Regions from separate parts of the Mus musculus genome. Here regions 2, 3, 4, 5 and 6 are each linked to region 1. A link is a loop called in an ENCODE intact Hi-C map of the cell type or tissue named here. Cell type or tissue: heart. All regions are shown on one strand. Region 1 has its middle 46 kb from the start of Gm46170. Region 2 overlaps Aldh9a1 (aldehyde dehydrogenase 9, subfamily A1). Region 3 has its middle 12 kb from the start of Gm24182. Region 4 holds the start of Tmco1 (transmembrane and coiled-coil domains 1). Region 5 holds the start of Mgst3 (microsomal glutathione S-transferase 3). Region 6 holds the start of Uck2 (uridine-cytidine kinase 2).

Region 1 (5,000 bases):
GACAAATAAAAACAATGAATTCAACTCTTCACTCCTTTGTGGGTGCCTGGTTAGCAGCAGTCTCCGAAGCCTGCTGTGAGAATTGGGCGGAGGGAGGGCTGGGCCTTGCATTTCTGGAGGAAGCAGGGGTGCTTAGCCTGCCTCCTGTCCTGGTCTTGGGATGTGTGTGGGACAGACTCCCAGGGCTCTCCCAGGGTTAGTTACCTTGCACTCCCTATCACATGGTTTCTGGGAGGCTGAGGTTCTAGGAACGCTGACACTGTTCTCACTGATGTCCTTTGTGTAGCCTCTGCCGCCTTCCAGACCTACCCACTTCTCTCTGTTGAAAAGGAGAACTAAACCTAGGTGGAGTGAGCTAGGGGTGGGGTCGGGGGAGGGAAGGTAGCGGGGTGGGGCATGTGTAAGGAAGCTTACATTAATGACAACTCACTATGATGTGAATGAAGGTATATGTGTGTACTTTTAAAACATACATGTGCATGTATGTATGTATGTGTACTATATATGTGCATGCAACGCACAAAGTGTTGGAGTGAGGCACCATGTGGGTGCTGGGACCCAAACCTGGATCCTCTGAAAGAGCAGTAAGTGCTCTGAACTACTGAGGCATCGCTCCAGCCTTTCTATTCTTGCTTGATTATTTATTGATTGATTGATTGGTTCTTTGAGGTAAGAGTCTTGCTATATAGCCCTGTGCCATGTTGACCAGAATGGCCTCTGAACTCAGAGAGATCCACCTGCCTCAGCCTCCCAAGTGCTGGGATTAAAGGCACACACAATCACATCCAGCTTATTCCTGTTTTTAAAAGACCTACATCCAGGGCCTTTCACACAACTGGCTTTTGCTCTTTGTCGTTCCTGACAGTTCCCATGTCTTAGCTTCCCTTCATCTCTACTTCTCATCCTGTCTTTCCAGATGCTTGCTTTTTGCTAACCCTGGAACTAGGCAGGCCTCTGGATAGGAGCCTCAGCAGTGTCCCCTCTTTCCCTAGGGTGGTTTTGCTGGTGAGGCAGGGCAGTGATGCTGCTCTTAATTCTTTCTATGTGTATGGCTGTTTTGCCTTCATGGTATATCGGTACCGCTTGTTTGCATGGTATCCTCAGGCCAAAAGAGGGCATCAGATGCCATGGAATTGAAGTCACAGGTAGTTGTGAGTCTCCCAGTTTTAGCTCCAGATTAACATTGCTTTAATGAAGCCATCAATGGGCTGGCTTGCAGACAATGGCTTCAATACAAGGAGTAGAGAGAGGGTCTTGGAACATGGCATTGTAGGCTTCAAGAGACTAGGGTAGGTGGATTCCTTCACGATATGCTGGGGGTGTTTAGGTGCTTTAAGGCGGATCTAAAGTTTAAGTTAATGGCACATACCTGTGACCCCAATATTAAGCTGAGGCAAGATGACAAATTTGAAGTCATCTTGGGTCACATACAAAGACCCTATCTCAGAAAAATCCCTCCCAATCGCCCCTTCGCCACCACAAAGAGAACAATTTAAGAGGTCATTTTCTCGACTGGGGATGTTTCTTGGTACCAAAGCACCTGCCTAGCATAAGCAAGAGGTCCAGGCTCAATCCCCAACATTGCAAAACCGAAACTATGAGCTAGCTGTTACCCTAGTCTTGCGTGTATACTTACATACATATTTCAATAAACCATGAGCTAAAATAACATGGGAACCCATTAGAGACAGGACTAAGCCCTGGTATATACATCTTAGGAACATAAAACTACCCTCTATGTAAACACCACATCTACCCTGGGCCCTGACTTGTACTGTTTGGATTCAGTGGCTCCAAGGACTTGTGTGTTGAGTTCTGACTGTCCTGGCTGGGGCAAGCCAGCACCTGGTGACAGCTCCCCTGCCTGGACGGGATGCTCATCACACGTGTGCATTTCAGAGGAGCCCTCCCAGTGCCATCTGCTTCCTCTGAAGTAAACGGCCTCCATTGTAAAATCACACTAGATTTTTCCTGTGTTTGTTATGTGTTCACTCATACTTAAACAGACAGACAGACAGACAGACAGACAGACAGACAAACACCCCTCCAAAAAGCAAACCAAACCTGTGAAGGATGCTAAGAAATGTGCTGGTTCTCCGGGATCACTGGAAAACTGAATTCAGCTGCTGCAAAGGTCTAACCTAAATGACAGGAAGTCTGGTGTGTGTCTGCCATCTAGTGGTGGGGATTCAGACGGCAGCAGGAGTGGGTGGCTTCAGTTCCTGGACAGCCATTTGACTGGCTATTGATATTTAAGAGATGTATACTCAGGTGCTATTAAAAGTATTAACTACTAATATGACTTTAAAAAAATATTTAAGCCTCCACTAGAGCACATAGAAACTAACTCCCTTAATTTCTCCATGGCAACAATTGTGAGTGGATTGGGATGGGGGGAGGGAGTGTGGATGTGTGTGTGGATGGGTGTGTAGGTGTGAGTGTATATGTGTGTGTGTAGGCTAGAAGTTGTCAAGTGTCTTCCTCAATCACTCTCTTCTTCCTCTTCCTCCTCCTCCTCCTCCTCCTCTTCTTCTTCTTCCTTTCTTCTTCTCCTCTTCTTCTTCTTTCTCTTCTTCCTCTTCTTCCTCTCCTCCTCCTCCTCCTCCTCCTCTTCTTCTTCTTCTTCTTCTTCTTCTTCTTCTTCTTCTTCTTCTTCTTCTTCTTCTTCTTCTTCTTCCTCTTCCCCTCTTCCTCTTCCTCCTCCTCCTCCTCCTCCTCCTCCTCCTCCTCCTCTTCTTCTTCTTCTTCTTCTTCTTCTTCTTCTTCTTCTTCTTCTTCTTCTTCTTCTTCTTCTTCTATTATTATTATTATTGATAATATCCCACTATGTAGACCAGGCTGGTCTCTAACTCACAGAGACCTGCCTCCTGCCTTCTTGGGTGCTGGGGTTAAAGGTGTGTATCATCACGTCATCCTATACCATTTATTTATTTATTTATTAGGTGTGTATCATCACGTCATCCTATACCATTTATTTATTTATTTTAGAGGGGTTTCTCTCATGTGGCTAGAGACCACAGGTTCTGTAAGGTGGCATGTCCCTGCCCACGAAATGGATGTGTGCTGTAGGATCCAGAGGATTCTGGGACTGCATTCAGGCCCTCATGCTTGTATGGCCACCTCCCCAGCCCCAAGGCTACAGCTGTTTCTACTACAGTAGTTTTTACAGGCTGCTATCATCAGCTGTCTATGTGCATGTGTGCACATGTGTGTGGTTATTATTATTTTAAAAGCATCACTGGGATCTACCCTGAGAACTCTGAGCCTGTAGACCTGGAAGAGGATCAGTGATAACAGGTTGTTGGGGTGAGGTGGATCAGCTCTACAGGGAGGGTTGGAACCCCAGGACCTACCTTGTGCATTTTTACCCATAGGGACCCTCACACCCTGGTGTTCCTAGCACTTGTAATGCTGCCTCTCCCAGACATGTCCCAAGCATTGCAGATGGGGACTGGAAAGGTAAAATTCACTGCAATTAAGGGAAGAGAGAAGGAGCCACTGGAGTCCTTTCATTCTTTCAGTTAAAAGCAGACCGTGGGGAGATGCCACTTGTCTCCATAGATGCCACCCCACACCAGCTCTGTTTTGCACAACAGTTCCTGGAGAGCAGGGAGTGTGTCTGCATCACTGAGCATCCAACATGGCCCACCAGAGTTCCATTGGAACAAGGTACTAACTAGAGAAAGTCCCATGGTGCCTTACATGACTGGAACCTGCTTTTGGCCATAACCTCCCATCGGTTTTGGGACTGTGTAGACTGCTGGCAGGGTACCAGCCTCCCTAGTTCTCTGAGAACTGAGAGTATGGCCTCCATCTTTATCAATTTAGTGGCTTAGTAGGTCACATAAGGTGACAGACACAATGTGATTTAGGAACAATGAAAGGATAATGAGTGAGTGTGCTGCTCAGTTCAGTTCACTATGCAGCTAGCCTTGGTGGTACTAAAAATTGATTGAGTTTAGCTCAGACCAAAGTATTGCTTGTTTTCTTCCCCCGTTGCTGTGATAAGAATACCCTGGCAAAAGAAACCTAAAGGAAACAAAGGTTTTACCTCAGCTCACTGTCAAAGGGCAAAGTCCACTGTGGGGAAGGCAAGGTTGTAGGGGCATCCACAACCAGGAAGGTGAGGGCAACAGATGCAGGTAACTGCTCAGCTTCTTTCTCTACTTAGACAATCCAGTACCTAAGCCAGGGAATGGCGCCACCCACAGTGGACAGTGGCTCCCCATTTCAGTTAACATGATCAAGCTAATCCCCCACAGGCATGCCCAGAGGTCTGCTTCTCCCAGGTGAAGTTAGAGTCAGTCAGGTTGATGATTATTGGCACTGACCCTCACAGTTGAGTCAAACAGACAGAGGAGGGACTCAAGCCAAGCCAGTATCGGCTGGGTGACAGGCTATGCCTATGAACCAGCAAGTGTCATGAGGACTACTTCAGGTCAGTTTGTCACATTGTCATCAGACCTAATGTCTTCGCAGTGAGGCACCAATGGTAACAAACACCACTGGAGGTGTATGTCAGTGAGGGTTCGTTGGGTTGAGCTGCATGCAGTAGGAAAACAAAGTACCAAGGACGTGTGACTTGAGGAAAGCAGCCTGTTTTAATCCTAAGTCAGCAGTTTTTCAACCTTCCTCAAGCTGCGACCCTTTAATACAGTTCCTGATGTTGTGGTGACCCCCTAACCATAAAATTATTTTCTCTGCTACTTCATAACTGTAACTTTGCCACTGCTATGAATTGTAATGTAAATATTTAATATGCAGGATATGATGATATACAACCCCTGTGAAAGGATCAATCAATCCCCAGAGGGGGTTGGGACCCACAGGTTGAGAACCACTGTGTTAACGTCAGCGTTGAAGTCCAGTGCTAATAACGATGGTGTTACCAGAGACTCAGACTCTAAGGCTTCCATCTGATGCACTTGGTTTTCATTTTCAAAACCACTTTATGGTCCAAATAGACTTCATTCCATTCAGAGTGGGGCTGTAGGGAAGTC
Region 2 (5,000 bases), 150 kb before region 1:
AGACACAAACCTTTGTGCATTTTCTAAGTGCCAGTTGCTTGCCTGAGAACTTTACATATGCTAGGCAAGCTCACAGCAATTCCATGTACAGCGAATAGCCTGTTGTGCAGATGAGGAAACAGCCTTAGAAATATTAAGGGGCCAGCCAGAGCTGCCAGGAATCAAACCAAGGTGCTGCGTCAGCAAAACCTGACCACGGCTGGGATAAATGGCTATCGGAGAGGAAAAGGCTACGTGTCATTCCGGAGGCAGATGCTCCTACTGGGCCTAAGACAAAGTTGCTTGACTTACAGAGTCCTCCATAGTCTAGGCAATGCTAATGTACAGTTACCTTGCACATAGATTCTAGCGTACTGGTGGCTCTAGGCTAGAGTTGGCCAACCTCCCAATAGCACGCGGTTGACGATATGACCTCAGATGCTAGAGCACAATGGCTTGTGGATGTCCTGGTGACTTCCGCTGTCTTCTTTTTCAGACCCTAGCAAGCGGTATCGAGGAGCCGTGGGCTCTCTTGCCCTCTTTGCCCTGATGGGCACCACCGTGTGCTCTGCTTTCCAGCATCTCGGCTGGATCAGACCAGGCTTAGGCTACGGGTCCAGATCCTGCCACCACTGAGGTGTGGAGGGCCTTCCGACTCTCACTCACCTCCAGCGACTCACCCTGATTTCCAGTTGCACTGGTTTTTTTTTTTTTTTTAATATAATAAAAACTTATCTGGCATCAGCCTCATACCTAAAGCTCCTGCCTGCATCTCTTTCTGAGAGTCTTAGTGAAATAATGGTGCCATTTCTACCCATTACGAGCAAAGCTGTGAGCGCACCCCACCCCCACCCCCGCGACACAGTCTGTGAATCGGTGATGAAGTCATGGTGATGAGGACGGAAAAATTCATCCTCGGCTCTAGTTCAAAGTACCGCTTGATGCTAATAATTAACGGTATGGACTTTTTTTTTTTAATCTATTGAAGATTGTTTATGTTGCTTAAAAGGTTAAGTAATGAGCTCAGTCACATGAGCAGGTAACGACGCTTGTCACAAAGCCTGATGGCCATGTGTTGATCTGGCTCCCACAAGTTAGCCCCTGACCTCTACGCGTGCACTGTATGTCGCACACGTATGTAACACCTATACAAATAAACGTTAACTGTTTAAAGCTTCTTTCTTAAGCAATAGACACAGATGAAACTAGGGATAACTGTGATGCTAGAATTGCTAACAGCTCATTTTATAGATGAGGAAACCGGCTGGAGAGATGGCTCAGTGTTTAAGAGCACAGACTGCTCTTCTAGAGGACCCAGGTTCAATTTCCACCTCCCATGTGGCAACTCACAATTGTCTGTAAACCCAGTCCCAGAGGCTCTGACACCCTCACACAGACATACATGCAGTCAAAAGACATCAACATACATAAAATAAAGATAAATAAATTTTTTAAAGTGTCTATGCCAATGTCTGATTAGGAACAAAGAGGAAAGGCCTTTAGAGAATGGTCTAAGCTGGCAAAATAATGACTGCAAGGTATGAACAAGAACACGGCGTCTAGACCTTTGCCATCCAACTGGGTGGCCGCTAGCCACGAGTGGCTTTTAGATGGATAATGCTTATAACAGACGCACAAGTTCTTCGTTTGGGCCAGCCACACTTCACATGCTCGATAGCTTCTGAGGATCAGAGTTAGTTGCTGAACAGAGCCTTAACTATAAACCCCATGCATTTTCCATTGGACTGAGTCACTCAAGCTTCAGAGATGAAGGCACTGAAGGGTGGCTCAGCTGTACTGGGATGACTGGGACACCCTTGGGAATTAGAACAGAACACATTCCCGGAGCGGGTCATGAGAATATGTCACCAGTGTACTGAAGAAATGGAAATGGAAATGGGCTGCCCCCTCGCCAACCCCCCACCCCCACCCCCATAAAGTTTTAAATTTGCCTTCATATTTGCCTTCCTTTTAGCAGCAGTAAGTGTTCCCTTATGAAATGGTGATAGTGAGATAAGAAGTTTGGGGTTGGGACTAGAAAGGGATGGGACATCGGTAAACCTCTGCAGTAACTGGGTTTTATCTGTGTTATAAAAGAAGTGCACCCCGGGGGACCTGGAGAACTGCTTCCTCTCACTGAGACCCAGCGAGGCAGGAGGACCCAGTGCTGGTCTCTGGAGTACTGGCGTCCCTGTGTGACAGCTGTGGGCAGTGGTAGTAACCAGGTGGGAACAGCAGCTTGGGGTGCCTTCCAGTGCTACAGTCCTTCTGCAGGTCCCAGGTAGTCATGCCTCTAGGTCAGGGGTTCTCAACCTTCCTAATGCTGGGGCCCTTTAATACAGTTCTTCATGTATGCCCCCACCCCCAACTATAAATTTTTCATTGTTACTTTATAGTGGTAGTTTTGTTAGTTACAAATCATGATGTAAACATCAGATATGCAGGGTATCTGATGTATGACCCCTGTGAAAGGGTTGTTCAACCTCCAGGGAGTCACAACCCACAGGTGGGAGTCACGACCCACAGGTGAAGAACTCACTGCTGTAGCAGCCAGTTAAAGTTCTTGGCCCAGGATGTAAGACCCTTGGTCTTAAGGAGGACAGCTCTCTGACTCTTCTAGCAACCAGAGACTGCTGTTTCTTGTCTCTGGATCCTAACAGACATCGTCCTTTTGTCTCAGTTCTGTCCTCTGCTGCTGTTTCTGCTGTGACACCTTCCTGCCCTGGCCTCCCTCAGACTGTAGCTGCTGCTTTCTCCATGTGACCAGCTCATATAACCAAAAGTGGAGCAGACCAGTGGGGAGTCAGCTTTTAAGGGTATAATGATGTGAATCAGGAAAGGAAACCAGAGTATCTCTCCACCTAACAGAAGTATGTCCCAAAGATCCCACAGCCTCCTAAAACATCACCAACGGGGCACCAAGTTTCAAGTAAGTACATGAGCCATTAGGGACATTGGAAACCCTCGTACACAATTACTGAGGCTCCATGATCACGCATGCACAGTAGGAGGCGCCCAAGACCAGAAGCAGGGCTCAAGGTGTGGTAGAAAGCTTGGGCGCCATCTGCTGGTGTAACCCAGAATTTGGATAACTTCCCCTTTACATTCTTAAGATGCTATCCAATCCTGATCACGATGACCAGTCTTAAGCCAGAGAGATGGCTCATCCTGTAGAATTTACCACCAAGCCTGACCACCGGAGTGTGATTCCCTTAATCCATGTTAATAGGAGAAAACCCACTTCCTTGAGTGGGCTTTCTGACCTCCACTCCTGCCCACACACACACCCACTTACACAGATAAATAAATATAAGTAAATACATAAATGAGCAGCCTGTCTGTCCTATCCCTCTTAAACAACTTTCTAGTAGAATTTTCTGACGTGACAGAAACATACTCTGTACTGTCCAATAAAGTAACCAGCACCTGTTTTATATACTGAGGACTTGCGATGTGGCTAGGGCAACTCGCACACTTAATGTTTAATTGTGACTAAGCATACGTGCTCAGAGCAGGGCTTAGCCCAGCTGCCTACTGAATTCACCTGAGAACCAGAGTCCAGATCACTTACATTAGCATCTCAGTACATTTAACGTTCAGTAGGCAGCCTTAATGAAGGGCCAAACTAGAGAACCATTTCTCTCACAGCACTGCCTGGCAAGCCACCCTGTGTATGCCTCATCTGAGGATCTTACTAAAATTGACTGACAGGTTTGAGGTGGGTTCGGTCTGCATCTCTACCAACCAGGTGCTGTGGCTCCCTGGCCACACTGAGCATTATCCGCTCAGACGCTCAGACAGGGCAGTTCTTGCTTTCCGTTTGTGTTCTAGTGGAGGAAGGGTACAGTTTGCACAAAAACAGTTACAGTAACAGTGGATGTTAACAGGGAGGGAGGAGGCGGTGTGTGATGGGTACCGTACCTTGGAACAGAGGTTAGCTTGCGGTGTAAGGAACCTGTAAGATGACGAGCTGGAAAACGTGGTCTAAAGAGGGAAGAGCCTGGCAGAGAACCCAGAGGAGAAAGTGGAGAGTAACAGACGACATCAGACATCCAGACAGTGTGGATGGTCATGATGAGGCGTACGGGCTTTCTCTTAACTGCAGTTAAAAGCTGCAGCGGGCTTAAGCAAGAACTCACTGTAATCTCACTGCTGTTTAATTGCTTGGTTTCTTTTGTCAACTCCCCCAAACCTTGAAAAGGAAGACAAAAATGGGTCTTTATGTGTGAAGAAAAAAAAACAAGGATTCATAAATATGTCAGGACAAATAACACCAAAAAAGGCTGCTTTCAGCATTCTGGTGCGAACGGCCATAATTCACCATCCAAAGGCAAGAGACTGAGAAGCCTAGCAGCCATCATCCCTTATCTCTAAATGCCACCGTCACTGTACGTAACTGGTCCCCAGAAGGAGCACTGGGCTGGGCTTAACTGCATCGGTCTGCAGTTACAAGGTCTGCCCACTGCAGGGAAGGACAGGGCACAAAAAGTCGTCATGCCCCACCCTGCCCTTTGTACTTGGCAGGGCTCACCTTCCCCTGCCTGGTGCTTTCTCCTGTCTCCTACCCAGCCTTAAGATGAGACTCAAATTAAGACGGCAAAAAGATCAGCAGTGTAATAGGTTTTTAATTCACTGTAATGGTAGCGTACAAATAACTCACACATTCTAAAGGTTCTCTTCGGTTCTATGGCCATAGGCTGTACTGCAAGAATCAGAGATAAAGTGCTGTGGAAGACAGGATGAGTGTTTACTGAGGCAAGTCAGTTATCTGCGTAAAATCCGACTCCACCAACTACCTGTCTCTCTAGCCAGGTGGTCCGGTTTCTCAAAGAAAGGACAGAAAAACACAGCGTTTGAGAAAGATTTTATTATTGTGCAGTGTATGATATGGGGAAGGGGTGGGTTCTAGAGATAAACCTGAAGTCACTGGGTTTAAGTGATAAGACCTTACCCACTGAGCTGTCTTGCTAGTTAGTTAGAACACAGCTGTTTAAATGCCAATGAGTCACATAGCCCACAAA
Region 3 (5,000 bases), 120 kb before region 1:
CCCGCCAATCAGGATGTAGCTCTTAGCTACTTCTCCAGCACCACACCCATCTGCTGCTGTGTTCCATGCCAGGATGACAGGGAACTAAGCACCTGACACTGTAAGCCAGCCCTCAGCTAAATGCTTTCTTTTAGAAGAGTTGCCTTGGTCATGGTGTCGCTTCACAGCAATAGAACAGTGACTAAAACAATGTGTATTGGGTGTTTTGCCAGCATGTATGTCTGTGAGCCAGATTCATGCAGTGCCCATGGATGCCAGAAAAGAGAACCGAATCCCCGGAACTGGAGTTACAAACAGCTGTTACTGGGAATTGAACCTAGGTCCTCTGAAAGTGCTCTTAACTGCTGAGCCATCTGTCCAGCCCCTATAGTCTAGCTTATAATGATGTAATTGGGAAGTCTCTTTGAATCCGTATTTACAACAGACTCTTTTTTCTTTTTCACAGTACTGAGGGTTCAATGCAGAGCCCTGTCAATGCTAGGCAAGTGCTCTACCACGAACACCATCAGCTATGATCTTTTATACTAACACTAAGCATGCAGAGTGATTTTATACAAACACACCCGAAGCCTACTCGGCACAATAGCTGAGAAGGCCTTTTTCAGTGTGTACCTGAATTAGCTTTACTATGGTTGGCAGAAAACAGCAAAAGGAAATATGGGAAGGATTGAAGTTGTAGATTCCAGCTAGTAGAAAAGCAGGTTTTTTTTGTTTGTTTGTTTTGTTTGTTTGTTTGTTTGTTTTTCAAGACAGGGTTTCTCTGTATAGCCCTGGCTGTCCTAGAACTCACTGTGTAGACCAGGCTGGCCTAGAACTCAGAAATCCACCTGCCTCTGCCTTCCGAGTGCTGGGATTAAAGCGTGCACCACCACACCCGGCTTGTTTTTGTTTTTTTGTTTTTGGGTGTTTGTTTGTTTGTTTTTAAAGATTTATTTTATTAATATATGTAAAGTACACTGTAGCTGTCTTCAGACACTCCAGAAGAGGGTGTCAGATCTCGTTACGGATGGTTGTGAGCCACCATGTGGTTGCTGGGATTTGAACTCTGGACCTTCGGAAGAGCAGTCGGGTGCTCTTACCCACTGAGCCATCTCACCAGCCCCTGTTTGTTTGTTTCGAGACAGGGTTTCTCTGTGTAGCCCTGGCTGTCCTGGAACTCACTCTGTTAGACCAGGCTGGCCTTGAACTCAGAAATCCACCTGCCTCTGCCTCCCAAGTGCTGGGATTAAAGGCGTGCACAGTTTAGAAAAGCAGATTTACAGGGCATGGGAGCTGGTGTTCCGAGACTTCTGTATTCAATAATGCAAAGTCTTAGCTAGTGATTAGATCAGTTTCTGGGAAGTAATTGTTGGAATGACCTGGAAGGGAGCATTGCTTCCCTAAGGACTCCTTAGGTCAGCGGTTGTCAAGCTGAGGGTCTTGACCCCTTCGGGGGTCACGTATCAGATAGCCTGCATACCAGATACTTATGTTACTTTTCATAACAGCAAAGTTAGTTATGAAGTAGCAGTGAGATAATGTTATGGTTGGGGGTCACCACGACCTGAGGAACTGTGTTAAAGGTCACAGCCTTAGGAAGGTTGAGAACCACTGCTGTCGATGATGTAATGAAAAGAGGAAAATCTCGATTCTGTCCGTTAACAAATGAATTTGAATGTGATGCTTAGTCCCTTCACCGAGTTTTCACTTGTGTGTTAAGAGGAAGTGATACACATTTGTAAGGAACTGTGAAAGATGTTAAAATATCTGGCATTGTGACCTTGCTAAGTGGCAGCTATTTATAATGGACTGACCAACGAACAAATATTATAGGAACCGGAAATGGTGGCAGAATAAGAAAAACAGGGCAAAAATACTCCAGGTGGTAAAATCTTCAGTGCATCCAAGGGACTGACTCATGGGTTGCTAGGGGAGTTGCTAGGAAAGATCCGAGAGAACCCAGGCAATATAAAGTTCCCGTCAGAGCCACTGGGTGGCGCTCTAGGATCCACTTTGCTCCATGTCCTTTGGTCTCAGCCGCGGGAGACTTCATGTTCTTTCAGAGAAAGCTGGAGCCAGTTTTTCTGCTTTAAGGAACCATAAAATTGGACAAAATACAGGAAAAATGATTTGCAGATAACTCTACATAGGGAGGAAATAAAGTAAGGACTCCAGGTTCCCCCGGGGGGGAAAAAAAAAAGAGCAGCAAAGGAAATAAATGCCAAGGAGGAAGGAAACAGTGGGTAGACTGTGCATCAGTATCAGAAAGGAGGAAGCTTTATGAAGAGTGAGGTTTGGAAACACATAGAATTTCCCTTTTTATTCCTGTAGCTTCAAATTGGTTTGGGGGCTGGAAAGATAGCCAGGCTATTAAAAGCACTCACTACTTCAGGTTTAACTCCCAGCTCCTACATGGTGGCCCACAGTTGTCTATAACTCCAGTTACAGACGACAGACAGCCCCTTCTGACCTCCGAGGGCAACACAGACATGCACACAGACATACACACAGGCAACACACTCATGCACCTATGTCTTTTTTATGACATTGGTTTTATGTAAGGTGTAGAGTGGGGTGCTCTGATGCCCATAGATAGGGATAGGATCACCAGGGTCAAGCTTATGACCATCCATCACCTCTGAGGTGCATGCATGCACTCGAGTATGTGTTAAAAACATGAAATATCTCTTCTAGTAAACAGCCAAAAAGTGATAAAGATTAAGCATCTTCTAGGAAAAAAAAAAACACAACCCTTCTAGATCAATGGCACAGCACCTGCCTAACATGTACAAGAACCTGGGTCCGATCCCTAGTAACACATGAACACACCCAGATAAAACAGCAAGAACTTCATTCTTTTCTTCCTGCCTTCTTAGATCCCAGTCACTGGAGATAAGATTGGTACCCTGATTATGTAAAGTGGTCAAGGATGTAGTCTACTGTGACAGAGAAGTCACAGCACCGGAGGCCTGAGGCCTCTGGTCACATGGCCCTTGCATCCAGGAAGCTAGAATAAAGCAAGCCAAACCAGCTCCCTTCCCCTTTTCCTTCAGTTTGGCCTTTCGAAAAGTCAGTGAAGCTAATCTACGCAGTCCCTTGCAGGCATGCCTGGAGGCTTGTCTCCTGAATGATTTTAGATGGCATCAAGGTGACAGTCAGTAGAACCATCACAGCACCTCTAGTGTCCTATGAAGTAAGAGAGGCTAAGTGTCCTGTCAAAGTTTGAGTGTGAAATGTCCTCACAGGATCAAGTGTTGGTGATATATGGCTGCCAGCTGACAGGCTTTGGGGCAGTGACTGGCTCCTGGTAGCTCCTCCTTCATTGATGGATGGAGTCCCTGATAGATTCCTAATATAATGGGCTTATTGGGAAGGGGTGAAAGCAGGAGGTGGGGTCGCTGGGAGCCCTTCCCTGTCTTCTCAGACACCATACTGTAGATAGCTTTGCTGGTCCACGTTCTTCTACTGTAATATACATCTCGTCACGGCCCTGAAAGAAGAGGGCTACCTGTGAACTGAAAACATGAATCACAACAATCGCAACCAGCCCTTCCTTCTTCCGAGCTGTTCTCTCAGCTTCCGGCTATGGCAAAATGAAAGTCCAACAGTTCCCTAAAGGAAATTGTTGGCCAGCCAAAGACCCCAGAAAATAGACAAATACTCTTCCATTGTTAACTTTGTATTGTTGACTCAGGATCTAAGTTGCCCAGGCAGGCCTGGTACTTCCAATCTCTTCTCAGCCTTTTGGAGGAGCTGAAATTACAGGCGTGGGCCCTCATGCCTGGCTGAAATTTATGTTGTACCACTTTAGTTAGCATTCAAAAGTATGTGTTTTGTTACGGTATTTTTGTTAGTTTTTTCGAGACAGGATTTCTCTGTGTAGCCCTGGCTGTCCTGGAACTCACTTTGTAGACCAGGTTGTCCTCAAACTCAGAAATCCACCTGCCTCTGCCTCCCAAGTGCTGAGATTAAAGGCGTGCGCCACCACTGCCCGCCTTGCTATGGCATTTTCATACACGTGTAATATACATTGTCCAAACCCACCCTCCCTGATACGCCTCCAGCCCCCACCCTACACACACACCCACCACCACCATCCCTCTTTCTCCTCTCACTGGTGGTTTCCTACCTCCTCCTAGACTTCTAACCAACCTTCACTGACACAGTCGTCCAAGACTTCCCCAAACAGAACCAATGCTTCCCTTGTCTGTGCACCTCGATGGCAAGGCGTCTTCTTGCCAGTATTACTGCTTACCTCCCTCCGCCCAGGACACTGTGCTCAATGGCTGCTGAGTAGCTCTGACAAGACTGGGGGGGAAAAAAAATCACCATCCAGATATTCACAGTACAAGAACATTTGAGGGCTGAGCTGTGGCTGAGGAGTGAGTTACGGAGATGATCTGTCTGCAGCCATGAACTTTCTTGAGCGGATGCAAGAATCCTCATTATTTCAAGTCTTCTAGATGTTTTAACCTTTTGTTGTTGTTGTTTCAGTAACTCTTCTCTATTCAGATAAGCATTTATCATTGGAGAAGAAGAGAAGGTTTTTAATTAAGTGGTGTAGCTTGAAGTATCTAGTGACCACTGAGTGCATCTAAGCCTAGGAACAACCGAACGAGGGTCAACCACAAGCCTTGCACTTTATCAGCAAGATTTACTAGACGAGGCCTTTGGACAGAGGGAGTGAGGCAAACTAGTCTCTCTTTGGGGATTGTCTCTGAGGTAGAACAACTGACTGCAGAAAATTAAGCCATAGCCAACCTAGATTGCTTTTGTTTCCCCTAAAATGTTTCACGTATTTATCATTGAGCCAAGCCCCTAGTGCAGATCGAAGAACAGAAAGGACACATTCCCAAGAAGATGTGGCCATCCCCAGAGTGCTGACATGCGGCTTGATATAACTTGTGATCTGGACTTAGCAGAGATATATGTTGCTATCTCACATACAATTCCTGAGAGACCCGGCTGGGTTCTCCTCCAGAGTCTCCTCTCAGAGATAGGTCTGATCTTATCACTAATTT
Region 4 (5,000 bases), 89 kb before region 1:
CAAAGAACCATGTCCTAGCAGCACGTCCAAGCTAGCAAGTAGACACAGCAACAAAGAAAGCAAGCATATTTAAAAATCTCTTTTAAAAAAGATTTTGGGGGCTGGAGAGATGGCTTAGCGATTAAGAGCATCAACTACTCTTCCAAAGATCCTAAGTTCATTTCCCAGCAATCACATGGAGGCTCACAACCATCTGTAACAAGATCTGACACCCTCTTCTGGAGTGTCTGAAGACAGCCACAGTGTACTTACATATAATAAAATAAATAAGTAAATAAATAAATAAAAATAAGCCGGATGATGTTGGCACACGCCTTTAATCCCAGCACTCGGGAGGCAGAGGCAGGCGGGTTTCTGAGTTCGAGGCCAGCCTGGTCTACAAAGTGAGTTCTAGGACAGCCACGGCTATACAGAGAAACACTGTCTCAAAAAAAAAAAAAATATATATATATATATATATATATATATAAAATAAAAATAAAAAATAAAAAAGATTTTCGGATTTCCCTGCTAAAAGCATAAAATCACCAAGGTAAGAAAATCCTGGAAGGTCATGTTTGTGAAGGTAAATAGAATGAATTTGGTTTAAATATGGCGAGCCAACACTATCAACTTTGAATAAAGGATGGCGAACTGTAATTTTCAAAGTCTAGGCTCAAAAACAAAAGTCTGAGTTTAGTCTCCAGTTCTTTGTTTTCTTGTGATGTAAGTCTATCATTAACTTCCTGGGTCTCAATCTCCTGTCCCATAAGGTGGAAACATTTTTATAACCAACCACAATGGTTTTTATGTGCACCAAATGACATATTTTTCACTGCTGAGGGTGAACTCCAGGCTTTGGGCATGGCAGGCACGAACTCTATCACAGCTCTCTGCTCTGAGCCCCTCACATAGGATAATTTAGGGGGGAAGAATGCAAGGGGAGCTGAGGAGTACAGCTCAACTGGCAGAGTGCTTGCTTACCATACACAAAGCCCTGAGTGCAGTCCCCTGCACCCCACAAACTGACTTGATGGTGAATAACTGTGACTCCAGCACTTAGTGAGCAGAAACAGGAGATCATAAGTTCAAGGTCAAACTCAGCTAAGGAGTTAGCTTTTATAGGCTAGCCTGGCCTATATAAGACCCTGTCTAAAATTAAAAACAAAACAGAACAAACAAACAAACAAACAAAAAACGGACACTCACAAAACTTATAAAGATATAAGGAAATAAGAAGGATATAGGAATAAAGGTAGCTGTAGAAACTCTTAGAAGCCAAGTTAGGTATGGTTTAGGGTTCTGAATTTCTATAGTTCATCTCTTGGAAGGTAGGAGAATCAGCTCAAGGTCATCTTCAGCTAGTGAGTTCAAAGCCAAGCAGGGCTAAATGAGACCCACCTCATAAAAGCAAAACAACCAACCAACACTGGATACCAATTGTGCTTTTAGAGAACCATTCAAAGTCCCAGTAACTGGGGAGCTAAGGGTGAGGCATCAGAAATGTGAGGCCTGCCTGGGCTACCTAAGGCCTTATTTATATGATCAGCTGTGCCCTGCTAAATTTTAACTTTCCTTCAAAAGTCACAAATTTTACCCATGTTAATCATTTTTTCAATCATTTTTCAGCTTTCTCACCCGACTGAAACTTGGCTAAACTTTAAAGGGTACCACTCCCACTGACACTAGTCACAGTGACTTATTCTCCAAACACAGCTCACACATTCAAATCTCCATGTTTACGTGATTTTTCCTTTCCCTAGAATTTCCTCTCCCTCTTTTATCTTCTATCTACATTCTAACTAATCCACAAGGCACTGGGTCCATCTGTACCATGAGATCTTCCATAGTCTCTCACAACAGAACAGGACCTCTTCTTTAGAATGAAGACTCTGTGTGTGTGTGTGTGTGTGTCTGCCATGACCCCTTTCCCCTTTAGCTCCCCGCCCCCCCCCCCCCCCCCCCCGTTTTAGGCAAGGTCTCGACAGGAAGTAGATCCAGCCTGGAATGCACTATGTAGACCAGGCCTGCCCTATCTGGAGCTCTACCACACCCAGATTCCTTTTAGCTTTATTAAAGATGCTGCACAAAGGTCTTTGATTTCTATCTTTACCAAGTTAGAGTATGGTTTTGTTTGTAACATGAATCTCCCTATGTAGCCCACACTAGCTGCGAACTCACAATCATGTCCATCTCCTGAGTGTTGAGATTTCAGTTGCCCTAACAAGGAACACTGGCTTGTAGTATTCTTGGTATACTCCTCTCTTAGTTACTGTGAACATGCACCCATTGAACTTCCCGTGTTGAACCGTCCACCGTCTTACCATACTCACATTTTTTACTTTGTTTTTCCACTTCTGCCTTCAATCTCTTGTATTTGTCTGTCCTGTAAACCAGGACCCAGGTTATGCCTAAACAGTAAAAGCAACATGCTAATGAGAAATAAATGGAAATCACAACAAACCATCTTTAATTGTTAGTATTGGAGACAAAAGGATTTCGACATTTTGCTCTATACTTATCAGTAACTTTTTTCAAAGTCAGATCAACCCATGTTTTGTTTTGTTTTTTTCAGTGTATCCACAAATACGTAAAGAAAATCAGGACGTATGACTCCACACTACTCTCCTGCTTCTATAGGGGGATGAGCCCGGGATTTCTTGCAACGGACCACGCAGGCCGCAGGGAGTGAGGCTCCCGATCTTTGCTCATGGGGTGCGAGGGACCCCAGTGCCCTTCCACCCTGGGATTAATCAAACGTCCAAGGAAACAGCCGCCCTCACCCTCGGCGAGCAGCGCGGTGCACACGGAGATAAAGACGATGAGCAGCGTGTCTGCAAACATGGTGCTCATCTCGCCCGTCTGTCCCCGCGCTCCCACCCTCCGCGGGGGGAAAGCACTCCAGAGCCAGAGAGACCGGGAAGAGACGTGGCGGGACCGACCCTCGAGGAGCGCTACAACTTTGACAGCCCCGAGTCTACACTTCCGCTTCCGGGGCGCCGACCCGGAACTACAGGCTTCACTCCCGCCGTCTGGCCGCCATAGTCGGGAGAGAGCGGCAACGCGCAAGTCTCGGGGGCCGAAGGCGCGCGCCAGGCCCGGTCTCGCGAGAGTTGGAAAGCCAGGTCGGTCGGAGGATGGCGGTGTGGTGGCGGCGGCGTTGCGACCTCGGCAGTGCGTTACCTGCTCTCCGAGCCCGATCGCCTACCTCACACTAGAACCCTGTCACACGGTGGCTGGACTTCACCCGCATCCCCGCCTCCGTGGCCGAAAAGTTAGGCCACCGCGTGCGGAGCGTCAGGGTCTGGGGGCTCGCCCCGGTCCTGGGCTGGGCGAGCCGAGTCGAGGAGTCCTCGGGCGCTGGTTAAACCAGCCTTTATGATGCCGGGGACGCCGTTGGAGGAGAAGGGCTGCACAACTCGCTTGCTGCGGCCGGGCTTTTATTGGAAGGAACGGTGGCGCAGTCGAAGGGGAAGAAGTGAAAACGTTGAATTTGAGTTAGAAGTGTTTTGGGGGCTGGGCGGTGGTGGCGCACGCCTTTAATCCCAGCACTTGGGAGGCAGAGGCAGGCCGATTTCTGAGTTCGAGGCCAGCCTGGTCTACAGAGTGAGTTCCAGGACAGCCAGGGCTATACAGAGAAACCCTGTCTCGAAAAAAAAAAGAAAGAAAGAAAAAAAAAAACAGCCGGGGGGTTGGGGGGGGACGGACACGGGGATAGAAAAAGGTGTGGTGTGTAAAAGTAGGATGTCTTGAGAGAGCCTCATACACTCAGATGTCCTCCGTGATGGACTGTAAATTACCGTGTGCAAGCGGGGCGAGAAAATGACGGGAAGGCCTTGATATAAGAGCACTCGATTCCTCCCAATTCTCAGATCTGCTCTTTTTCCTCAAGAAAACTCAGAAGTCTTCCTTTGTGCGTCCTTGTGTTTTTTTGAGACAGGGTTGCACTATGGAGCCCTGGTTGACCTGGAGCACTCAAGAGACCCCCCTGTCCTAGCTTTCCATAACTGTGCCACCATGCCCAGTTTGACTTCCATTTTCTGTCATTGTTCTTCCAAATTTCACTGCACACAATTTATAAATCTTCTGTAGCATTACCTTTTTAGTTTCTCTTGCCTTATATTTATCCAGGACTCCTTTAATAGATATTAAATATATGTCTATTAAATAAAGATATAACTATAAATATACGTCTTTAATAGACATTAAATATATGTCAGGAACAGTACTGGGCCCTGTAAGATGGAGCAAGATAAGATTCCTTGGTTCCAAAATTCCCCAGGGAAATTGTACGCCATAGTAAGATAGAATTATAGCTAAAGTGTTGAGAGCGCAAGACCGATTCTTCACGGAGGATTCAGAAAAGCTTCAGAAGCCAGGCGGTGGTGGTGCACGCCTTTAATCCCAGCACTTGGGAGGCAGAGGCAGGTGGATTTCTGAGTTCGAGGCCAGCCTGGTCTACAAAGTGAGTTCCAGGACAAACAGGGCTCCACAGAGAAGCCCTGTCTTGGAAAACCAAAAAAGAAAAGAAAAGAATAGCTTCAGAAAGGTCAGTCTGAGCTGAGTCTTGATTTGAGCAGGAGTTCACACAAGGGTATGTTTTTATTTAATCTTCTACATCACCCAAGGTAAATGTTGAGATAGGACAAAGGGTTGACCTTTAGCTCTGCCAGGTTTTCAGTTCTGCTTGAGTCTACTGATTAAGGCTTTTAGCCTCAGTTTTCTGTAACCATTAATGGCACCAGCTGGGTAAAGCTGTTAAGAAGCTTGACTGAGACAATATGTACTGTATAGCATTTTATACGTGCTTGATGTGGAGTTTAACAAGTATGATGCTGACTATATAATATTAAGAATCTAGTTAAACCATACTATACTGTAGCTCTACATACACTAGCTTAAAGTTATGAAAAGGGGAGGGTTAGAATCGGTGAAATGGGGCTGGAGTCAGTGCTTTCTCTAAGCACTGTCTGCTCTTGCAGAAGATCTGAGTTCAGTTCCCCTGCACCCACATGAAAGCA
Region 5 (5,000 bases), 170 kb before region 1:
CACACTCCCAGGAAGCTCGGGGAGGGGAGACTGGCTTTGTCACTTCAATACTAAGTTCTACTTCCACTGAAGGAAATATGGACTTTACAACTAAAACAGTCAACGGAACAAACGAGTCATCAAGGGAGAGTCAATGAAGTGACTCGTAGGCTGGAGGAATGCAAAAAAAGGGGAGACAAAAGGGACGGGACTCTGGAGAATCTGGAACACATTTTAAGAATTAGAGAGATGAAGAGCAGACAGCAAGGACTCAGGGAAAAGCTATGCTTAAGATACTGTAGAGAGTTTACAAGGCGGGTGGTGACCTTTTAGAGCCGTCTAAAGGAAGGTTTGGAAGCAGAAGCCAAATTGTTAAGTGGAGAAGGAATGGATGGTGAGTGAAGCAGGGACACAGTAACTTCTGGGCCACATGCTGCACATCTCATTCCTGTTGTTTTACTGGGGTCTACAAATACATTCACCTGAGGAGAAGCACACAGGGTTCTTGTGTGTAGCTCCATTTGGTCTTCATGGTGCCTCAAGATAACAGTCTTACTCCAACTAAGAAATAGAGGAAAGCACACCCAATACCCAGTGCTGGAGAAATAGCTCACTGCTTTCCAGAAATGCCCACTGCTTATAGATATCAGGAGATTTGAATAAGTATGTATTCTCTGACCCAGAAATTCTCTTTAAAGAAGTTTAGTCAAATCATTGTAAGCACACATACAGATTTGCTGACAATGTTGTACCTTGTAATAGAAAAACTCAAAACAACCTATCTCCAACAAAAGATTTGTATAAAGTGGTATGCAATCATCACCAAATACTGTTGAAGAATGAACTGCAGACGATGAAGGGGAAATGGATTGCAATTTATAAAATGGACAAAAGAAAATAGTGTCCACACCACCATTCTACCGGAGTGTGCACACACACATGAGTAATTTTTGGGAGGTTCTCCTGTATTTCCCAAGGCTTCTACAAAAGACAAACATTGCTTTTGTAAAGTTTTGGTTGATTTGGTTCGTGGTTTTATTGATGTCTGGTTGGATTTTTTTGGCTTCTGATTGGTTGTTTGGCTGGGTCTGGGGGGCTTGAGGGACACCTGTTTGAGACAGTTGCTCACTAGATAGTCCTGGCTGTTCTGAACTCCCTATGCAGACCAGCCTGGCTTCAAACTCATGAAGATCCATCTGCCTCTGTCTCCCAAGAACTGGGATAAAAGGTATTCCACACTTCCTCTGGCCTTGTAAGATTTTTGAAATAAGGTCCTACATGATCAATTCTTGTTTAGGGTCAGACAGGAAGGTCTGTGAAAGCAGCCACCAGTATTATCCTGACTTTCTGATCATCTGTTCTACCACCTTGGCTGCCTTTTTTTATACAGACCAGAAGCAAGAGGGGAATGAGGCCCCTTAATAGTGTAGAAATGGTTTTTCCTATTTGCTTCCTTAATGTTCAGTCAAAGCAAGTCCTGTAAACCCAACACACCAGGAAACCTGAAGTAGAAACCTTTCTTGTACTTAAGGGTAAGCATTAGAACAACTGGAAGCTGATGAAGCAGCAAGAATAAAGATTACATGAGCCTCCGATGTACTTCCAGATGTGTAGGCAAGACAAGCCAGTAAAAAGGAAAGCCAAGCCTGGCCCCTTCCTTGATTCTAGGCTTTCCTGCTTGGGATTGTTCGACTCCCAGGCACTCTTTCTTAGAAGTGCAAATTCTCCCAAAGAAGAGATTCTCGTGAGGATGGGCTCACTAGTGCACCTCTATAATGCCAAGAGTTGGAAGGTGGAGGCAGGAGGATCAGTTCAAGACCAGTGTGAGCTACATGGCAATATGAACTTGAGGCACACCTGGGCTGTGAGGGAGAAAGACAGGTGGAAGAAAGGAAGGGTATGCAAGCTGTGCTAAAGATCCGAAAATCTTAAAAATTGTACTGATTAAAATTTTGGTGATTGTGGAGGGGTGGAAACCTTCAGCCAATCAAGCTAGCTTTAACATCCTTACTAGTCATTTATGTATTTGAACAGCTATCTCGGACCTATCACTCAAATCATTTCAGAGAGTACAAACCTGCCACTAGCCTCTACGAACTCAAGACAAAGAATGTCATCAGACAATATCTGAGATCTTATTCCAGGCTTTGCTATAATCTGCACACCTGATGCCCCCACCACCACCCGTTCCCAACGTACAAGAAAGGGAACTTGACTTAGGAATTTCTTTGGTTCTGTTACTAGAAGTTCACGAAATTACAGTTGGCCACTGCAGGCCATGGTCACTCATATTTGGCTACAGAATAAACTTATTCTCTGGTGTTTGTGAGGAAGGAGGGGAGAGACATTAAAAGGTATGCACTGTCTGACCTAGTTTCTTAGGTCGTAGCATGTTAAGTTTCTTAGGGCATTTCAGAAACGCGGGGCAAAAAAAAAAAAAAAAAAAAAAAGTAGCAGATAGCTTCGGTGCTTTCTGCGACCGGTTTAAAGCAGAACTTATAGAAATTAGCAGTCAAGGTCTGCTTCTGCTTAGTAGGTCCTATCCAAGGCTCTCCTGGAGGCCGCCGCGAGGTGGCACAAGAGGGTGCGCCTGTGCTCTTTGTTAAGTTTGTGCCGGGGTCCGGGAAGAAATACCTGGGCGAGCCAAGCCATAGGAGCCCGCCTGTGGGGCTGGGGGAGAGAGAATGGGTGCGGTGCACCGTGTAGGCAGAGCTGAGGTACGCGCCAACGGCGCAGGCTAAGGGAACTCCCACAGTTTCAAACGCCCCCTCCCCAAGAGAGTCCAAAAGTGAGACACACGCCTTCCCCACCCACCCCAAGCTCTCCATAAACTACGCTCTACTTTCTGCGCACGCGCAGCAAGCTGAGTTACAGTGCCCTGCCGGGGACAAATTACTAACGCGTTACTGTCGCTTCTGTTCCAACCAAGCAGAACAAATCTCTAGGAGCAATTTAATACTGTAGTCACGAAAAGATACTTGGAGAGTAGAGCAAATATATACACTGGGGAGCCGGAAAAGTAGATATGCGGGCTACCCGACACAGGGAAAAAATGCAGTCTAGTTTAAGAAACAGCTAGAACCGCCAAAGTCAGAGGCGGTCTCGGGGGCGGTCCCGAGGGCGTGGCCGCGCGGGGCGGGGCGGAGTGGGGCGGGTCCTGCGGGACAGCTAGAGCCGCACCTAGGCACTGCTGTGCTTCTCAGGTCTGTACCAGGCGCACGAAGGTGAGCCAGGTAAGTGCTGGCAGCTGCGAGCTGCAGGAGCTTTAGCTTCACTGGGACACCTGAATGCCTGCACATGCACAACCGGTATCTCAGTCACTTGGAACGGAATTGGGGTCTCCAACCTCCCTTCTTTATCGGTCGATTTGAGCTCTGCATTTCTACCCACTCTGCCCTCCGCCCTCCCTGCATGCTCCCCCCGATGGTGTAGCTTAGGAGCTTCTCGGGGAGGCCCCTACCTCGCTATCTCTAACTCAGGGAGGTTCTCAAGGTCAGCTCATCCTCAATTCCTTATTTTCCTCCCCCTCCTTAATTCCAATTGTGTAAAGACCTGGGGCTCCCTCTTTCGGCCTTCAAGAGACCACCTGACCTTACTCACTGCAGCTGTTAATACAGAGAAAGGAGCCCGGAACTCTGCAGTGGGAACTGGCCATTCGTACCTGATCTAGCACAGGTTTCATAAGTGGCGTGCAAGCGCCGCGCCTGCTATGGATGTCTTGTTGCTAGGATCCTTCGAGAGGGTCTCAGAGGGAATTGCATTTGTTTTCCTCTCGCCTCGTAGAAATATTTGCATTGATACCTGAATATGGGTCATTTTCTTACTTCTGTCCTCATAGCAAGAGACTTCTTGGGAAGAGTGAGTGGGATATTAATTCATCCCATACTCACATGTCCGCAAGTGTCCCTTTACTTATCTTGTGTCGCTACAGGGAGACCCAGAACCACAGGGTGGGGCACCTGCAGGGTGGTGGAAGGGAGTAAGAGACACTGAGTCACTCCCGAGGTTGTGGTTTCTGTTAATTCTTTGCTTGGGAGGCACCAGTCTGCAAGTAGCCTAGGGTACAAGTCAGTGCGGAAAAGGAAGTAGAGGAAAAGCAGAGACAGATGGTCGGATGGGTAGGAAAGCAACGCTGCGCTGCGGGTTGGGACTTGAATCCCTTAACTAGGGAAAGGAGGTGCCCCAGAGAGCAACCAGCTCTCTGCTCTGTTGCCTGTACTGGTGGCTTAGGTGTGGCCTTGCAGGGTCTGCTGCAGATTTTAAGGTAGTAGCAGAAACCAGGGCTTCCCTGCGGGAATCTGTAGGGCACCTGCAGACTGCAGTTTCCCGGAAGCAGCCAAGGTTATTAGTCAGGGTTACCCGGTGTGTTTTCTTTCAGTGTGTCCATAATGAGAGTATACTGTCTTGAGTCAGGGGATCCAGAATTGTTTATTCTCACAGGAGCTAAATTTATCTAAGGAGTTAAATAAAACTAACATCTGAAATCCAAACATGTGCTTTCACCCTGGGAAGTACATTCTGCTCAGCTTCTTCCTGACACAATGTTACAGAAATAGAAAACTCTGTCAAGTGATTCTTTTTTTTTTTTTCCTTTAACCAGTGTTACTATATATAAAATGACAGGGATAGTGTGGCCAGCCATAGAAACTGAACTACTGGGGCTTCCTTAGACTAAGGAACAAAATCTTGCTGGATGCAGAGGCCTGCAACTGGAATCCTAGCACCAGAGAGCCTGGGGCAGGAGAATGGTAATTCAAGGCCAGCCTGGGCCATTTATTGAGTCCTTGTTTAAAGGACAAGGGCAGAGTTTCCCTCACTTAGATTCCCTCCTGCTTGTGTAGAGTTCCGGAGGAAACAATCTGAAAAGGAACTCCTTTATAAGTAGACAGCACAGAGAACACACACACACACACACACACACACTCACACACTCACACACACACTTACAAAAGGTGTGTTTATCCAAAGAGATGCTGAAAAGCCCCTGGACCAGTCAAGAATGAGTGGGTGTCAAATGAACC
Region 6 (5,000 bases), 64 kb before region 1:
TTTTGCAGAGAATAGACTTTTGGGAGAAGTCAACCCACCCACACTGTCTCTGCTGGGGAATGGAGTGAGGGCTAGCCAGCCTCTCCCAGATGTCGCTGATGGACACCAGGCAACCACTCGGATCTTGGTTTCCTGAGGATGAAGTTTGGTGTTGATGTGACATAAAATATCTCAGAAGAGAACATGTGTAAGCAAGACAAGGTGGTGGAGACTGTGGGATCTGGAAGGTCCATTTCAGCTATTTAGGGAGTAACAGGGTCAGCCTGGGTTACATAAGATCCTATCTCAAAAGAACAAAACAAAGAGTGCTGTCTTCTCCCCCCAAGTCCCAAGATTTCTCTGTGCAGCCTTGACTGTCCTGGAACTCAGAGATTTGCCTGCCTCGGCTTCCTAAGTGTTGGGGTTAAAGGCATCTGCCAACAATACCCAGCTAAATCCTTGGTGTTTTTCCACTAAAGAATTGGAAGTTTCTTATTTCCTTTTTGTTTTTTGAAGTCAGTAAGAGAGAAGATGCACTATATCACGTTGGACTGATTCGTTACTCTTTAACGATGTTTTCAAAAACAAGAAAGTGTGTTAGACTTAAAATTTTTTATTTCTTTTTAAACTTAAAAATTGTAGCACAGTGGTGGCTGCACATACCTTTACTCCCAGGACTCTCTCAGGAGGCAGAGGCAGGAGGATCTCTGTGAGTTTGAGACCAGCCTGGTTTATAGAGTTTCAGGATACAGAGAAACCCTGTCTTGGAAAAGAAACAAAAACAAAACAAACAAAAAAACCCAAACAAAACCCTGTTTTATGTATATAGGCGTTTTGCCTGCATGTATATCTGTGCACCAGTGTTCCTGGTGGAAGCAGGGCCAAGAAGTGGGCATCAGATCCCCTGAAGCTGCCAAGTGAGTGACGGGAATTGGACCCACATACCTCTGGACAAGCAGCCAGTGTTTTTGTTGTTGTTGTTGTTATTGTTGTTGTTGTTGTTGTTATTGTTTTTGATTTTTCGAGACAGGGTTTCTCTGTATAGCCCTGGCTGTCCTGGAACTCACTTTGTAGACCAGGCTGGCCTCGAACTCAGAAATCTGCCTGCCTCTGCCTCCCAAGTGCTGGGATTAAAGGTGTGCAGAGGCAGGTGGATTTCTGAGTTCAAGGCTAGCCTGGTCTACAGGTTTCTGGTTCTAGGACAGCCAGGGCTATATAAAGAAACTCTGTCTCGAACCCCCCCCCAAAAAAAAAGAGGTTCAGAGTTCAGAGAAGCGGAGATTCTAGTACTACCTTTCAGGTGTGCCCAGCAAAACTGCCCTTTCTGGTTCCTTTAGGAGTCTTTTCAAGCCCCAATACTCTACAGTGATATTCAGGCATTGTTCTAAAAACTTTACCTATGATAATTCATTTTAGCCCATCAAAAATCCTAGCGTGTATCATTTTTATTTTCATTTAATAGAGCACTGAGGCACATTGGCCTTGCTTATGGAACTTGATGTGAATGAAGACATCTGGCTCCCGCGGTGAAGACTCCTTTTTAGTCTCCATTTGGTACTGTTTTCCTAACTAAGTGACAAATTGCCTGCCTCTAATAAACTAGGTCAGTTAAAGTCATCAATGAATGGAAATGGCATTGTTATGTTTCTATTTTCATTAACCCTAGCTCCACGGGAATGTCAGTACTGCGGAGCTAGGATGGTGTGGAAGGGCACTGGTTTTTCAGGGAGGAGTAACCGTCCCCGAGTCACCCTTCTTTTAGGGAGTCACATGAGGACAGACCTGCTAAGGAAAATGGCACTTGGGGGTTTCCAAGACAGGAACTCTCTTAAGCCGAGCGGGTGACACACTATTTTGGCACACGGAGGGTGGGAAGGGAGTCTCTGAAAACACAAGTTTCAGTGAGGATGAAGGGTCTAGGCATTAATTCTCCATCTTCATATTCCCAGCCTTTTCCAGTTTTGCGTCTCAAACCTCCAGTCTCTGCTCTGCTCTGGCAGTCTCTTCTAGCTTTTGATCTCTTTTGAAATAGGACGCAGAGTGGCGCATTAAGACGCTGACCTAGCCGGTTTCTTCACCCCTCCACCCCACCCCCCGCTCCGTCCCAGAAAGGGTTAATCCGGCGGGTGGGGAGGGGAGTGGCGCTCACACCTTTCCCAGAGACCTCGGGCGGCGGCGGGGCCCGGGCGGGGCGGAGGCTGGGGCCAGACTCCTGGCGAATAGCAGCGCGCAGCCCGCCCGGATTGGAGCAGCCTCATCACGCTGACCTCTGCCTGGGATGTAAACCCCACGGGCCGCCACGGGCACAGGAGAGCTCTCGGCACCTCCGGGAAAGCCACCTCGGCCTCCCCCGCGCCCGGGCTCCAGCCGCGGCCGGCCCAGCCTCGACCTCAGCAGCGACCAGCTGCTCCTGCGAGGAGCCGAGCGAGCCCGGTCGCGGGCGGGGAGCGTGCGTCGGTTCGCACAGGCTGCGAGAGGAGGGGCGGCGCGAGTCATGGCCGGGGACAGCGAGCAGACCCTGCAGAACCACCAGCAGCCCAACGGCGGCGAGCCCTTCCTGATCGGCGTGAGCGGGGGCACGGCCAGCGGGAAGGTAAGAGTCCGCGCGCCCTGCTCGCACGGCGGGCGGCGCATGTGGCCGGCGCCCGCGGGCCGTGTCAGTTGCAGCCTGCCACCGCGTGGCCCGCGGGATCCTCGTTCCGGGCCGCCGCGCTCCGGCGCCGCCAGACCCCGCGCAGGCTCGGTGCGCGGCGTTGGGGACCAGCGGGGGGACCCGGGCGACCGAGGGTCCAGGATGCGGGTTCCTCCTACAAGTCCCCCGCAGGGATGGTGCGCTCCCTCGCTGGTTCCCGGCGGCGGCTGTGACTCGTGGTCAGGGTCTTGTGGGGGAGGGGCGGAAAGCGGATGCTTATTGTTTTGCAAGTCGGGTGTAAGGACCCGGCTTTCGGGGCTTCCCTCGGAGCCCCGGTACGCTCCTCCGCCCGGCTTGGCCCTGGCCCCGGCCCAAGCCTGTGGGCTGCGAGGCTGGCCGGGATGCGCGAGGTGGCGCGCCCGCTGCCGGGAGCCCACCTGGGGGTTGCAGGGCTTTCCGGGAGAGCCGAAGCTCGATGGGCACAGTCACGGATGGGATGACAGCAGGGGCTGCTGTCTTTTATGCTTAGAAGAGAAAACCGCATCAGTCTCAGTGAGAAAGTTGTACAGGCTCCATGCTCTTCGGTGTCCGGGTCGCTCGCTCCTTGGATCGCAGGGAAGGGGTTACCGAGTCTGACTTTGCGAGGAACCTCTTTCCTTTGTATTTTCTCCTGCACGGCAGCGAGGGGCGACTTGACTTAACCTCGGGTCTTTACTGCAGGTGGAGAAGGGTGGAGCCCTCCCAGATGGTTCTTTCTTTACTCCCCCTCGCTCCCTTTTAGGATGTGGCTGCTTGTTCGCCTGCCGTTTAACAGCCGCCAAGTTCAGTGGGCGCTCGGGCTCCATGAGGGGCGCCCGAGGGAGCTGGGCGCCGCGTGCGGCCGCTGGTGAGGCCGGATGGTGAGTCCCCAAGGCTGGGCAGCGTGGAGCAGGAAGGCTGGATGGCGCCATGAGACGCGCGCCACGCGCCACGAGGTTTTAGCTTCCAGCCCATTTCTCCTTGGCCCCTCCTCCATTTTGATTTTTACGTATTTTCCCTCCAGGTCTGGAGTACTTTAGCTCAGCAGCCCAGATTCGGCGTTGTGTGCCGCAGACTCCAGTATTGATGAATTTCGCCTCTAGTTTAGCTTCCATGGCTAGGATTCTGAAATGCTGTTTAGGTATCGGAACTTAGGGTCCCCCCCCCCCCCGCCTTTTGCCTGTTAACGAGCTAAACTTTAAAAAAAAAATATGTTCTTCAATATGTTCTTCGTCTAGGAATGCCATTCCTATTAGGGCCCCTCATCAGCTCTTTTTGGAATCACCTCAGCCGCACTGTTCATTTTCCAGTATTCCTGTTGTAGAGGAATTCATCGCTGTATTTCCAGAGAAAAGTTGGGGTAATATTAGCCTAAAGTCCAGTCAGCCCTCTTAGTGAGGAAGAGACTTTTTTTGTTGTTGTTGTTGTTGGTTTTTGGTTTTTCGAGACGGTTTCTCTGTAGCCCCGGCTGTCCTGGAACTCACTCTGTAGACCAGGCTGGCCTCGAATTCAGAAATCCGTCTGCCTCTGCCTCCCAAGTGCTGGGATCAAAGGCGGGTGCCACCACTGCCTGGCAGCCCGGCAGGAAGAGACTTTAAACTTGAAGATGAGTGGAACATTTAGAAACATAATGACCTTGGTAGTCACTTAAATAATTCAGTCACCAGAGGCACAGATAAACATTCTGTATTATCTTATTCTACTGTATTTGCAGTTGATTTTTAAGGATGGGTCGCTCAGATAGCTGGAATGGCAGGGCCAGTTAGCCACTGTGGGTGTAGCCAGGTCTCTGCCGACCTGCTTGTTATCCAGGAGGAAGAAGAGGGAAACCCTAATGAAAGAAGGGTCTCATCGTGCAGTTTTCAAAATGTACATTTTGGGCATATGATGGCTTGTTAAAGAATTGTGTGGTCCACCACACCAGGCTGTGTGCATTTATTTTTTTAAAAAAGTCCAGCTTCATATGGTACCAGAGTATGAGGCCAGCCTGGGCAACAAAACCACTGTCTCAGAAAGTTAAAAGAGCGCTGGGCTTGTAAAAATTTCATATTGTAGTCAGTGTGTAATTATGTCACAATTTTTTTTCCAGTCCGTAGTGTCTTTCCACTAAAGAACTGGATGTTTCTTCCCCTTTTTTTCTGAAGTCAGTGTGAACAAACTGGGTCTCCTGTGGGGCTCAAAACCTGGTGCAGTAGGGGCTGGAAGTATGGCAGGCTGATATCTTACATTCCTGCTAAAGGAATTTGGAAAGGGACAAAGGGGTCAAGAAAAATGACAGTTTTCAAGGAGACTCCAGAGCCCAACAATCTAATTACCCATTTTAAGGTGTCTGCTTTTGGGTGGAGGTGGTGTAACTCGGGAGCTTGCTTGC

Evidence for each region. A loop is a pair of places that touch in the nucleus more often than their neighbours do. Peaks named below come from ENCODE experiments on the same cell type or tissue, not always from the same donor. Only the 100,000 strongest peaks of a DNase experiment are listed, where the experiment ranks them.
Region 2: it touches region 1 in a loop (6-fold over the local background); 3 of 42 quality-filtered maps call a loop at or near these places.
Region 3: a loop joins it to region 1, with 10 times the contacts of the local background. A loop is called at or near these places in 36 of 42 quality-filtered maps.
Region 4: a loop joins it to region 1, with 4 times the contacts of the local background. A loop is called at or near these places in 10 of 42 quality-filtered maps.
Region 5: it touches region 1 in a loop (8-fold over the local background); 3 of 42 quality-filtered maps call a loop at or near these places.
Region 6: it touches region 1 in a loop (3-fold over the local background); 15 of 42 quality-filtered maps call a loop at or near these places.

The regions. Positions count from the first base shown.
Region 1 is chr1:167,217,914-167,222,913 of GRCm38, reverse strand. It overlaps a transcript of Uck2 not described here. Among named protein-coding and RNA genes, the nearest start is that of Gm46170, 46 kb to the left of the region's middle. In heart, a CTCF peak has its summit at 2,194 (motif pointing left); a DNase peak (open chromatin) is centred at 2,173.
Region 2 is chr1:167,368,118-167,373,117 of GRCm38, reverse strand. It overlaps Aldh9a1 (aldehyde dehydrogenase 9, subfamily A1), which reads right to left. Exons shown (of 11, transcript NM_019993.4): 11 at 4,588-5,000. Mgst3 (microsomal glutathione S-transferase 3) reads left to right here. Exons shown (of 6, transcript NM_025569.2): 6 at 476-1,152. The coding sequence ends at 615. Among named protein-coding and RNA genes, the nearest start is that of Aldh9a1, 21 kb to the right of the region's middle. In heart, no CTCF peak of the experiment used is centred here; a DNase peak (open chromatin) is centred at 3,007; H3K27ac peaks cover 376 bases.
Region 3 is chr1:167,334,589-167,339,588 of GRCm38, reverse strand. No RefSeq gene overlaps it. Among named protein-coding and RNA genes, the nearest start is that of Gm24182, 12 kb to the left of the region's middle. In heart, no CTCF peak of the experiment used is centred here; DNase peaks (open chromatin) are centred at 1,968 and 2,978; H3K27me3 peaks cover 435 bases.
Region 4 is chr1:167,306,696-167,311,695 of GRCm38, reverse strand. Tmco1 (transmembrane and coiled-coil domains 1) reads right to left here and starts at 3,026. Exons shown (of 7, transcript NM_001039483.1): 1 at 2,763-3,026; 2 at 2,313-2,390. The coding sequence starts at 2,832. In heart, a CTCF peak has its summit at 3,111; a DNase peak (open chromatin) is centred at 3,045; H3K4me3 peaks cover 2,334 bases; H3K27ac peaks cover 1,927 bases.
Region 5 is chr1:167,391,963-167,396,962 of GRCm38, reverse strand. It overlaps Mgst3 (microsomal glutathione S-transferase 3), which reads left to right and starts at 3,122. Exons shown (of 6, transcript NM_025569.2): 1 at 3,122-3,212. In heart, a CTCF peak has its summit at 2,547 (motif pointing right); DNase peaks (open chromatin) are centred at 2,822, 3,112 and 4,152; H3K4me3 peaks cover 2,821 bases; H3K27ac peaks cover 2,565 bases; H3K27me3 peaks cover 1,241 bases.
Region 6 is chr1:167,282,348-167,287,347 of GRCm38, reverse strand. It overlaps Uck2 (uridine-cytidine kinase 2), which reads left to right and starts at 2,221. Exons shown (of 7, transcript NM_030724.3): 1 at 2,221-2,572. The coding sequence starts at 2,474. In heart, a CTCF peak has its summit at 2,531; DNase peaks (open chromatin) are centred at 2,217, 2,837 and 3,567; H3K4me3 peaks cover 3,014 bases; H3K27ac peaks cover 3,314 bases.